Linked DNA regions of Homo sapiens: all the other regions are linked to region 2. A link is a contact called in ENCODE Hi-C or POLR2A ChIA-PET data. All regions are on one chromosome and are shown on one strand. Each heading gives the region's core, a stretch centred on a gene start or an enhancer-like site at or near the end of the contact. The rest is flanking DNA. Distances are from core to core; before and after follow the strand shown.

Evidence for each region. A loop is a pair of places that touch in the nucleus more often than their neighbours do. ChIA-PET counts read pairs that join two places held with the same protein, here RNA polymerase II (POLR2A). Pooled maps may share reads with other maps.
Region 1: a map of K562 shows a loop between it and region 2 (4-fold over the local background). The contact joins two enhancer-like sites. A Hi-C loop is called at or near these places in 5 of 168 maps with a recorded cell type or tissue (GM18951, K562, MCF 10A and 2 more), 3 of 37 single-sample maps with no recorded cell type and 12 of 50 pooled maps. POLR2A ChIA-PET finds 5 or more read pairs at or near these places in 5 of 52 experiments (H1, HEK293, PC-9 and 2 more).
Region 3: a loop to region 2 is called in a pooled map, with 2.4 times the contacts of the local background. The contact joins two enhancer-like sites. A Hi-C loop is called at or near these places in 2 of 168 maps with a recorded cell type or tissue (CD4-positive, alpha-beta T cell and HepG2) and 2 of 50 pooled maps. POLR2A ChIA-PET finds 5 or more read pairs at or near these places in 2 of 52 experiments (BJ and activated CD4-positive, alpha-beta T cell).

The regions. Positions count from the first base shown.
Region 1 is chr1:31,180,266-31,183,733 of GRCh38, reverse strand. NKAIN1 (sodium/potassium transporting ATPase interacting 1) reads left to right here. Exons shown (of 7, transcript NM_024522.3): 5 at 1,144-1,204; 6 at 1,793-1,874; 7 at 2,022-3,468. The coding sequence ends at 2,031. Among named protein-coding and RNA genes, the nearest start is that of NKAIN1, 58 kb to the left of the region's middle. RefSeq lists a silencer at 1,871-2,120. Within about 2 kb of position 1,958, at least 2 of the 41 ENCODE cell types and tissues checked have a DNase peak (open chromatin) inside an H3K27ac peak, as active enhancers do.
Region 2 is chr1:31,393,529-31,397,018 of GRCh38, reverse strand. No RefSeq gene overlaps it. Among named protein-coding and RNA genes, the nearest start is that of SERINC2, 18 kb to the left of the region's middle. RefSeq lists a silencer at 2,023-2,317. Within about 2 kb of position 2,163, at least 6 of the 41 ENCODE cell types and tissues checked have a DNase peak (open chromatin) inside an H3K27ac peak, as active enhancers do.
Region 3 is chr1:31,561,413-31,564,622 of GRCh38, reverse strand. All of the region lies in intron 2 of LOC124903917 (a long non-coding RNA gene), which reads right to left. Among named protein-coding and RNA genes, the nearest start is that of TINAGL1, 13 kb to the left of the region's middle. RefSeq lists a silencer at 1,321-1,615. Within about 2 kb of position 1,507, at least 5 of the 41 ENCODE cell types and tissues checked have a DNase peak (open chromatin) inside an H3K27ac peak, as active enhancers do.

The DNA of each region.
Region 1 (3,468 bases), core at 709-3,208, 210 kb after region 2:
GCTCACGCCTGCAATCCCAGCACTTTGGGAGGCCATGGCTGGTGGATCACCTGAGGTCAGGAGTTCAAGACCAGACTGACCAACATGGAGAAACCCCGTCTCTACTAAAAATACAAAATTAGCCAGGCATAGTGGCACATGCCTGTAATCCCAGCTACTCAGGAGGCTGAGGGAGGAGAATTGCTTGAACCCAGGAGGTGGAGGTTGCGGTGAGCCAAGATTGCACCATTGTACTCTAGCCTGGGCAACAAGAGCGAAACTCCATAAAAAAAAAAAAAAAAAAAAAAAAAAAAAAAAGAGGGAATGAACCTAGGTCTTCCGCCTGTCTGTCCTTTTGTCTGGATCTGTTTCCATATCCTGTACCGTCTTCCCTCACCGCTGCCCCAGCCCCTGTGCAGAGTGAACAGGTTTAGTGAGTAGGATGAGGCATCAGACTATGAATCAATCCTGGGTTTAAGTGCTCAATACACCCACTATGTGACTTTGGACAAGTCACCTGCCTTCTCGGAGCTTGTTTCCTTATTCACAAAAAAGAATGACAATACCAGCCTCAGAGTTGTGAGAATAAGAAAGTGACCCCAGTGGGCGTGATGCCTCATGCCTGTGGACCCAGCTACTTGAGAGGTTGAGGCAGGAGGATCACTTGAGCCCAGGAGGTTGAAGCTGAAGTGAGCCATGATTGCAGCACTGCACTACAGCCTGGGTGACAGAGTGAGACCCTGTCTGAAAGAAAGAAGGAAAGGAAGGGAAGGGAAGGGAAGAAAAAAAAAAGAAAGAAAGAAACTCCAAGATAGGAGTAGTTCCTGTTTCTAGAAGGGCCAGCCCTGTCCTAGGCACTTTGTACCCACAAAGTCACATAATCCTCTTTCTTCTTAACAAGCCATAAGGTATTGCCCAAGTCCAAGTGGGAAAACTGAGGCTCAAAGAGGTAAAATGATTACTTGTCTCAAGTTACACTTTCAGAAGAGTTAGACCATGTATGTTTGACTTTAAGGTGAAAACATTTAATTGGAAGTTGTTACGGTTTGCCTTCATCCTGGCATGCCTCCTCCCTTGCCAGTCAGAGCGTACAGGGCCCGGCAGGGGGCGGAGGAAGAGGTTCCCACTCCTCCTTCCTCCCTGACGTGTCATCTCCACTCCCAGCTGTTCGGCTTCGTGTTCGCCTGCTACGTGAGCAAAGTGTTCCTGGAGGAGGAGGACAGCTGTGAGTAAGGCGCCCCTGGGGAAGTGGGGAATCTGGCCCTGCGCCTTCAGCACCCTGGACAGAGGCCTGTGACTGGCCCCGGCGGGAGGGAGCCCAGGGTCGGCCACGGGCCCCTTTCGAGGGGAAGAGGCGGCTGGTATGGAAGGCTCTGCATACCAGCCCGTTCCAGGCTGGGGTCCAGACGTCCAGGTGCCCAGTCCCTGGCCCCAGCACCCCCTTTCCCCAATCTCGCCCCACCCCATCAGAGGTCTTGTCCCGTTTAGAGGCTCTAGCCCCGCCCCTGAGAGCCTTCTCTCCCATAGGACTGCCCGGCCTCCCAGGCCCAAGCCTTAAGGACTGGGGCCTGACCCTCAGCTGGCCCGGCCTCGCCGCCTCCAGACCCCCAGAGGCCCATCCCTCAGGGTCCAGCCGAAGCCCCGCCCCAGGCCCTGCACGGGGTCTGACCCTCGCCCCTCCCCTCCTCATGGCTTCTCTGGCTCCGCTTCCTAGGGTGGGAGTCCTGCCCTCAGATTCTTCCCCTTCAGGACCCAGTCTCCCTCTCCTCGCCCCCGCCGCCGATCCCTAACATGCGCCGCCCCTCTTCCGCAGTTGACTTCATCGGCGGCTTTGACTCCTACGGATACCAGGCGCCCCAGAAGACGTCGCATTTACAGCTGCAGCCTCTGTACACGTGGGTCACGGCCCCCTGCTGGCTTGGGGAGGCCTGGGCGTCGGGGTTGCGAAAAGGAGGGGATGGAGGAGTGGGCAGGGCAACCGGGTCTCTCCGCCCCCATACTTTTGGGATCCACTCTCCCTAACCTGCCTTTGTTTCCCGCAGGTCGGGGTAGCCTCTGCCCCGCGCCCACCCCGGCGCCTCGCCCTGGGCTGACCGCAGCTGCCGCGAGCTCGGGCCAAGGCGCAGGCGTGTCCCCCTGGTGGCCCGCGCGCTCACTGCAGCCTGTGCCCAACCCCGCGTCTGCATCTGGAGATGCGGACTTGGACGTGGACTTGGACTTGGACTTGGATTTGAGCTTGGCTCTTCGCAGCCCGGACTTCGGAGGAGTGGGGCGGGGCGGGGGAGGGGCACCACGGGTTTTTTGTTTTTTGTTTGTTTGTTTTTAATCTCAGCCTTGGCGTGAGCTGGGGCCTTCCTCTCTTCTCCAGCCTCTCCCTTTCACTCTTCACCCAGCATCCTGCCCCCCTGTCCAAAAACAGCAGGACATCAGACCCATCCCATCCCACCACACTCACTCACCAGCTCTGGGGAAAGCTACTGTGAACTAGGAGCAGGATTCCTGGGTTCTAATCGCAGGTCCATCACTGACTGTGACGTCTAGCAAAGCCCTTGCCCTCTCTGAGCCTCGGTTTCCGCACCTCAAGTAATTAATCCCTTAGCAAATGGACTCTTTTAGACTTCTCATTTAACTCAATTCCCTGAGCTAGACTGGGATTAAAATTCTCATTTTGCAGTACATTAAAACTGAGGCCCAGAGATGTGATTTGCTTGAGGCCACACAGCTAGATTTTTGGTGGAAGTGGGCCTTGAACACAGTGTACTTTCTGCAGTTTCTGACTGTAAAACCCAGTGTCTGCTCTCTGAGTTCCATTTCCAAGCCCCCCTCCATCTTGGACCTATGTGGTCTCCACCATATTCACACACCACCACCACCACTTGCCAATGCCTCTCTTAAAGCAATATACCCATTCGTTCTCTTATTGGGAACTGGATGGATGAAGCCCCAAATTCAGCCCCACCCACAGAGAAGCCTTCCTACACTCAGCCTCTGTCCACCCTTGGCAAATCTTTCAAGCTCTCTCCTCCAGGAAAGTGGGGCCCCAACTCAGTCACTCCACCCCCTTCCAGGTCCCTGAGGCTGGTTCTACTGTATCCCCATCACCTCCACAACTCCACTCACCCCTGACGGCTCCATCCACCTCACCAGTTGGAAGGCTTGTGGTTTCAGAGAGGAGCAATGCTGGTCAGCGCTGCCCAGACTCCAGTGTTTACAGATCACCAGCATTTACAACCAATCCAATGGCCAGAAGCCTCCTCTAACAAGCCCAGAAGGAGTTCTGAAGGGGCAGATGGGGGTGTGAGTAGTCGGGGAGTCGGGATTGCCAGCACCCTCACCCTTCCTTGGGGGCAAGTAGAGGTGAGAACACTTTCCCCACCTCCCTCCACAGACACTCCTGAGGACGCTGCATCCCACGCACTGCCTGGTGCGTCCATAGAGAGAGGATCAGGTCTCAGCATTTCATCTGTGAAAGAGGCATGGCCCTGGGTT
Region 2 (3,490 bases), core at 914-3,413:
TTCAGACTGTCTGAATTGGAATCCTACCTCCATTAGCTACTAGCTTGGGCAAGATACAGAGCCTCCCTGTGCCTCTGTTTCCTCGCCTATACAATGAAGATAACAGAAGCATTTATATCATTACACTGTCGGAAGTAGTAAATGAGTTGACACAGGGCCCTGCACATAGTAGGGCTCCATGCATATTAAGCATTATGACAATCACTGTCTGCCCCCTGGAGGTCACTTTGGGAGAAGAGACTGTGTCAGCCTGCACAGAGCTGTTACCCCAGGGCCTAAAACAGTGCTACATAAAAGGCACTCCAGAAATAGGTATCTAAATCATTGATTCATTTGTTTCTCTCTGGGTATTTTCCCTTTTGCTATTCTCTCTCTCCCAATTCAAGCAGATTGTTGGTTAGGCAGACAACAGGCTTCCGAGGCTGGCAGGGGAGGAAAGATGGAGTGAATGGTAACTGCAGAGACACCTCTGGCTCTGCAGATGGTGGCCAGAGCCCAGTGACCAAATGACCCCGAGCCGCACTGTGAACCCAACTCCGCAGAACAATTCTTGCCTTTCTAGTAATGCCCAGAAGAAGCAGAGAGAGAGAGATGTCAGCCCCAGAAGGGCCACTCAGAGCAAAAAGGACAATGGGTGTTGCAAGGTGATCCATGTAGAAAACATGCCTGGGAACACACACACATGGACCTACCAAGCCTTAGCTGCACGTACATTTATCTCCCATCCCAGCTTAGACACAGCTCCGGATTGAAGAGAAAGAAAGTTCTACTTCTTATACCCCTAAGTCAATCACACCTGGCGCTCAAATAAAAAGTTCCCTTATGACTCCTCACTGAGAGCCTCTCAGAGCCTCAGTTCTGCCAGTGTAAGGTGAAGGCAGTTCCATCTCTCCTACGATGCTTGTGCAGGTTTCAATCATGATAAAAAGTTCCCAAGGGCCAGGTGAGGTGGCTTACACCTGTAATCCCAGCACTTCGGGAGGAAGAGATGGGAGGATCGCTTGAGCCCAGGAGTTGGAGACCAGCCTGGGCAACAAAGTAAAACCCTGCCTCTACAAAACAATAAAAAATTAGCCATGGTGGAGCCGCATGTGGTCCCAGCTACATGGAGGCTGAGGCAGGAGGATTGCTTGAGGCCAGGAAGTGGAGGCTGCAGTGAGCCACGATCGCGGTATTGCACTTCAGCCTGGGATACAAAGCAAGACCCTGTCTCAAAAAGAAAAGTTCCCAAGGACTTGCTGTGTTACCTCTTTTAATCCTCTCAACAACCCTGTGAGATAAGAACTATGATCTCTGCTTTAAAATAAGGAAACCAAGGCACAAAGTGATTGTGTAACGAGGTGAGTTTGAGTAGCTGGTCCAAGACTGAAGCTCAGGTCTAACCCCAGCCCCCGCCACCCTTCCTCTCTACTCAGAAAAAGAAGGTAATCAGAGGGTGTGACAATGTTTGGTAAACGGCAAAGACTTGCGCTGATACGGGATGACAGAAGGCGGGGCGGGCGCGGTGGCTCACGCCTGTAATCCCAGCACTTTGGGAGGCCGAGATGGGCGGATCACCCAAGGTCAGGAGTTCAAGACCAGCCTGGCCAACATGGTGAAACCCCGTCTCTACTAAAAATACAAAAATTAGCTGGGTGTGGTGGCGGGCGCCTGTAATCCCAGGTACTCTTGGGAGGCTGAGGCAGGAGAATGGCTTGGACCCAGGAGGCAGAGATTGCAGTGAGCCGAGGTCGCGCCACTGCACTCCAGCCTGGGTGACAGAGCAAGACTCCGTTTCCAAAAAAAAAAAGAAGAAGAAGAAGAAGAAGGCGGGGTGGGGAGCGGCCCTGGACAGAGAGGGAATGAGGCATGTGTCGCTCAGCACCGGCCACTGTCCAGTGGAGGTGCAATGCCATGCCAGACAGAGCTGTGGTTCTGCACAGCCTGGCCCAGGAGGGCCTTCGCTGACCCCAGTTGACAGGAAAAGAAGTAGCAGCCCGGCCCCCGGAAGAGGGGGAGGGACGCGCTTAGACGCCGGGAGAGTGCACCTGACTGGTGTCAGGAGGTCCGCGTCAAGTGCCAGCTCTGTCTCTAGTTCTCAGGGTGACGTCTGGCTAGTTCCTCTCCTCTCGGGACACCTGTTTTCCCGCCGGGCTCAAGTGCGGATCAATCAGGGCTGGGAGGCTCCGGGAGCCCGCGCGCTCTCCTAGCTCGGCTCCGTAGTGCCCCCCGGTGGACAAACTGGTGCGTGCCAACCTCAGCTCCGAGAAGAACACCCGCAGGAATCGCCCCTTCCGTCTTCAACGCCTGGCCCTGGGTGCACGGAGGAGGCGCGCACATGCCTCATTTCCAGGGCCCAAGAGGAAGGTGAAGGTTCCGAGGAGATCTGGGCGGGCGAGGAGAATCCCCAGGCTCTGGCTCTGACGCTTGTTTGCTGTGTGAATTTGCACTCACCTTCCTCTCTCTGGGCCAGCTTCCCTATCCCTAAGAAAGGAGTTAATAGGATGAGTCCTGACCTGGGAGCCATAAGACTTGGTTTTCAATGTTAATGAGCTTAAGCAAGTCCCTGCCCTACCCTGGGCCTCAGTTTCCCCATCTTCACAAGTTGAAGGCACCAAATGGCCTCAGGACCCTTCTGGCTCTGACATTCAGTAGTCTAAATGGCAACAATGTGTTTAGGAGAATTAAGAGGAGGTGCAAGTGACCCCAAGAAGAGTTTCTTGAGGTCTGGGAGATGATTTTGACTGGGTCAAAAAGTATTAATATTTATAATTATAAATATTATATCATGGGGCCTCTTTTGTTGACAATGCCCTGTGGGATGCCTTTGGCTGGGGACAAGTCCATCAGTGTATAAGAGCCGCTCACACCAGCTAGCAAGAGCAAATTGCTAAAGTTTCAGGCATTTTGCAAGAGGGCTGTTTAACAGTCATTGCTAAAAATTAAATTGTATACTGGGCACAGCAGCTCACACCAGTAATCCCAGCACTTTGGGAGGCTGAGGTGAGAGGAGGATCACTTGAGGCCAGGAGTTCCAGATCAGCCTGGGCAAAATAGTGAGACTTCCATCTCTTAAAAAATCATAATATCAGGCTGGGCAACATAGTGAGACCCTGTCTCTACAAAAAATTTTAAACATTAACGGGGTGCGGTGGCGCATGCCTATATTCTCAGCTACTCAGGAGGCTGAGGTGGGAGGATTGCTTGAGCCCAGGAGGTCAAGGCTGCAGTGAGCTGTGATCATGCCACTGCACTCCAGCCTGGATGACAGAGTGAGACCCTGTCCCCAAAAAATATATATCATCATAATAAAAATTTTAAAATTAAATTGTATACATTTACAATTAAATAAATTATATTAAAACAAAGATATTAAAAATCATCACTTCCTAATTATTTTACTATATTTCACTATTATCTATTCTCTTGAGTTTACCTACATTTATTTTTTTTTCATTTTTATTTATTTATTTATTTTTGAGACAGAGTCTTGCTATTGCCTGAGTGGCAC
Region 3 (3,210 bases), core at 258-2,757, 170 kb before region 2:
GCGTCTGAACTGAACCTTAAGAATGAGGGGAAATGTAATGGCAGCGATGAGAAAGGGGAGGCACTTCAGTGCAGAGAACAGCAAGAGCAAAGACAAGGAGGTGGAAAATCAGCCAGAAACCTAGCCTGGAGAGGGTTTAGTGGACCATGGGTCCTTGATGGTAGAGACACAACATGACTTATCTCTGTGTCCCATCCTCTGTGCCAGAGGCGGCATCGACCAGACTTGGACAAATGAAGCAGAAGGGACAGGGGACTTAGAATACTAGGCTGCATCATTTTCTTTTTACTCTGACAGTGAGAAGCAAAGACCTCCACAAAGAAAGAAGCCCTTGGCTGTGTCATCATTTTAGAATCTGGGCACTCTCTGCACACCACTGCCCCCTCATGGCTGATCTAGGAATTCTCTCTAAATCCCAGACTGAAGGTGAGGAGGAGGCTCAGTGAGTCTTAGAGATTTGAAAAGCCGTGAAATCCTGGTTGGAGAACATCTGAGTCCAAAGGGCCCTCAGAGACTCTCTGACTTCCTCATTACATATAAAGAAATCAAGAGGGTGCTGCCAGGGAGTGGGGACAAGAACACTGAATTTGGTGTAAAACGGCCCTCAGCTTGCAGCCTGGCTCTATTTCTTACTGGCTGTAAGGCCCTAGGCAAGTGGCCTCACCTCTCTAAGCCACAGTTTCCATCTCTTTCAAATGGAGTCTGCCATCTGGCCGGCTTCTCTTTTCTGGGAATGCCACGCCAAGTTCCTCAGATCAATTCTCCTATTGAAAACAGCTAAAGGCCGGGCACGGTGGCTCACGCCTGTAATCCCAGCACTTTGGGAGACCAAGGTGGGCAGATCACCTGAGGTCAGGAGTTCAAGACCAGCCCGTCCAACATGAGGAAACCCCGTCTCTACTAAAAATACAAAAATTAGCTGGGCATGGTGGTGCATGCCTGTAATCCCAGCTACTCGGGAGGCCAAGGCACAAGAATCGCTTGAATCTGGGAGGCGGAGGTTGCAGTGAGCAGAGATCAGGCCACTGCACTCCAGCCTGGGCACCAGAGCAAGACTTGTCTCAAAAAAAAGAAAAAAAGAAAACAACTAAAAACACTGACATATTGGTGCAGCCATAGGGTAAGGCATCACTAGAACAAAGCTAAAGGGAAAACAGAAACGTAGACAGATAAACCATACGGGAAACTCACATTTACTCTGAGGGCACTTCCTGATTTGGGCTAGTTTGAACTGTTGTTTTGATAACTCCTCTAGGCAATGTACACAAATAAAAGTCCAGAGCACATGGTGGAAGATCAAATAGAAGACCTTCCCCCAAATTAGTTGGGATCCCAAAGAGCCATACTCTCAGAAGTAAACCAGCCCCAGTATGGACTTGTCAGAGGCGTTTGAATCAGAGGAAGAGCAGCTGCATCTTGAATAGGGGCTGGGTAAGATAAGGCTGAGACCTACTGGGCTGCATTCCTAGGAGGTTAGGCATTCTTGGTCACAGGATGAGACAGGAGGTCAGCACAACACACTGGTCATAAAGCCCTTCCTGGTAAAACAGGTTGCAGTAAAAAAGCCGGCCAAAACCCACCAAAACCAACATGGCAATGAGAATGACCTCTGGTCATCCTCACTGCTCACTATATGATAATTATAATACATTAGCCTGGTTCTATTTCTTACTGGCTGTAAGGTGAGGAGGAGGCTAGAAGACACTCCCACCAGCACCATGACAGCTGACAAATGCCATGGCAACATCTGGAAGTTACCCTATAGGGTCTGAAAAGGGGAGGAACCCTCAGCTCCGGGGATTGCTCACACCTTTCCCTGGAAATTCATAAATAATCTACCCCTTGTTTAGTGTATAATCAAGAAATAACCATAAAAATGGACAACCAGAGGCCCATGGTGCTGCTGGTCTACCTGTGGAGTAGCCATTCTTTCATTCCTTTACTTTCCTGATAAACTTGCTTTCACTTTACTCTATGGACTCGCCCCAAATTCTTTCTTGCACAAGATCTAAAAACCCTCTCTTGGGGTCTGGATTGGGACTCCTTTCCAGTAACAGACTTGCAGCTCTAATTTGTATCTCCTGGGTGGTCGGTAACCTCAAGCCTTGAACTTAGATTGAGGTGACCCTAGACTATTTGTTTCTTCCAAAGGTTTCTGGAAGAAGCAAATGAAAACCTTCTCTGGAGGGAGGTCCTTCAGTCAAGGCTCCAAATGAGTCACACAAAGAAATATTTAAGTACGACGGCCAGCACACAGTAAAAGATAATCAGGGCCGGGCGCGGTGGCTCACACCTGTAATCCCAGCACTTTGGGAGGCCGAGGTGGGTGGATCACCTGAGGTCAGGAGTTTGAGACCAGCCTGGCCAATATGATGAAACTCTGTCTCTACTAAAAATTAGGCGGGCATGGTGGCGGGCACCTGTAGTTCCAGCTACTCAGGAGGCTGAGGCAGAAGAATTGCTTGAACCCAGGAGGCGGAGGTTGCAGTGAGCTGAGATCGCGCCACTGCACTACAGCTTGGTGACAGAGTGAGACTCCATCTCAAAAAAAAAAAAAAAAAAAAAAAGATAATCAGGCACATAAGGAAATGAGACCACACAGCAAGAACCAGAAGAAATGAGAGACAATAGAAACATATCTATAAAGAATTTAAACACTGGAATTATTTTACATAGAATATAGAACAACCATATTTAAATAAACAATAGAGTAGCTTGAAAATATTTGCCTGGAACAGGATGAAAAGTGACAGTAGGTTTGAAGGGACAAACTGAACTTCTAGAAATGAATAATACAATTAACTAAAATTTAAAAATCAATAGCAAATTTAAAGCATTTTGGACATAGCAAAAAAGATAATTGGTGAATTGGAAGAAAGGTCAGAAGAAATAATCCAAAATGAGCATGGAGAGACATAAAGATTAAAAATAATAGCAAGAAATAGTAAAAGACACGAAGAATAAATGAGAAATGGATCTAACACTCTTGTAACTGGAACTTCAGGAGAGAAGAGAGAGACTAATGAAAACGTGATATTGGAAACGTCAGTGGCTGAAAATCTCCCAGAACTGATCAAAGCCATTAATCTACAGATTCAAAAAGCCCAACAAATCCCAAGTGGGATAAAAAAAAATTTTTTTTTGAGACGGAGTCTCGCTCTGTTGCCCAGGCTGGAGTGTAGTGGCGTGATCTCGACTCACTACAACCTC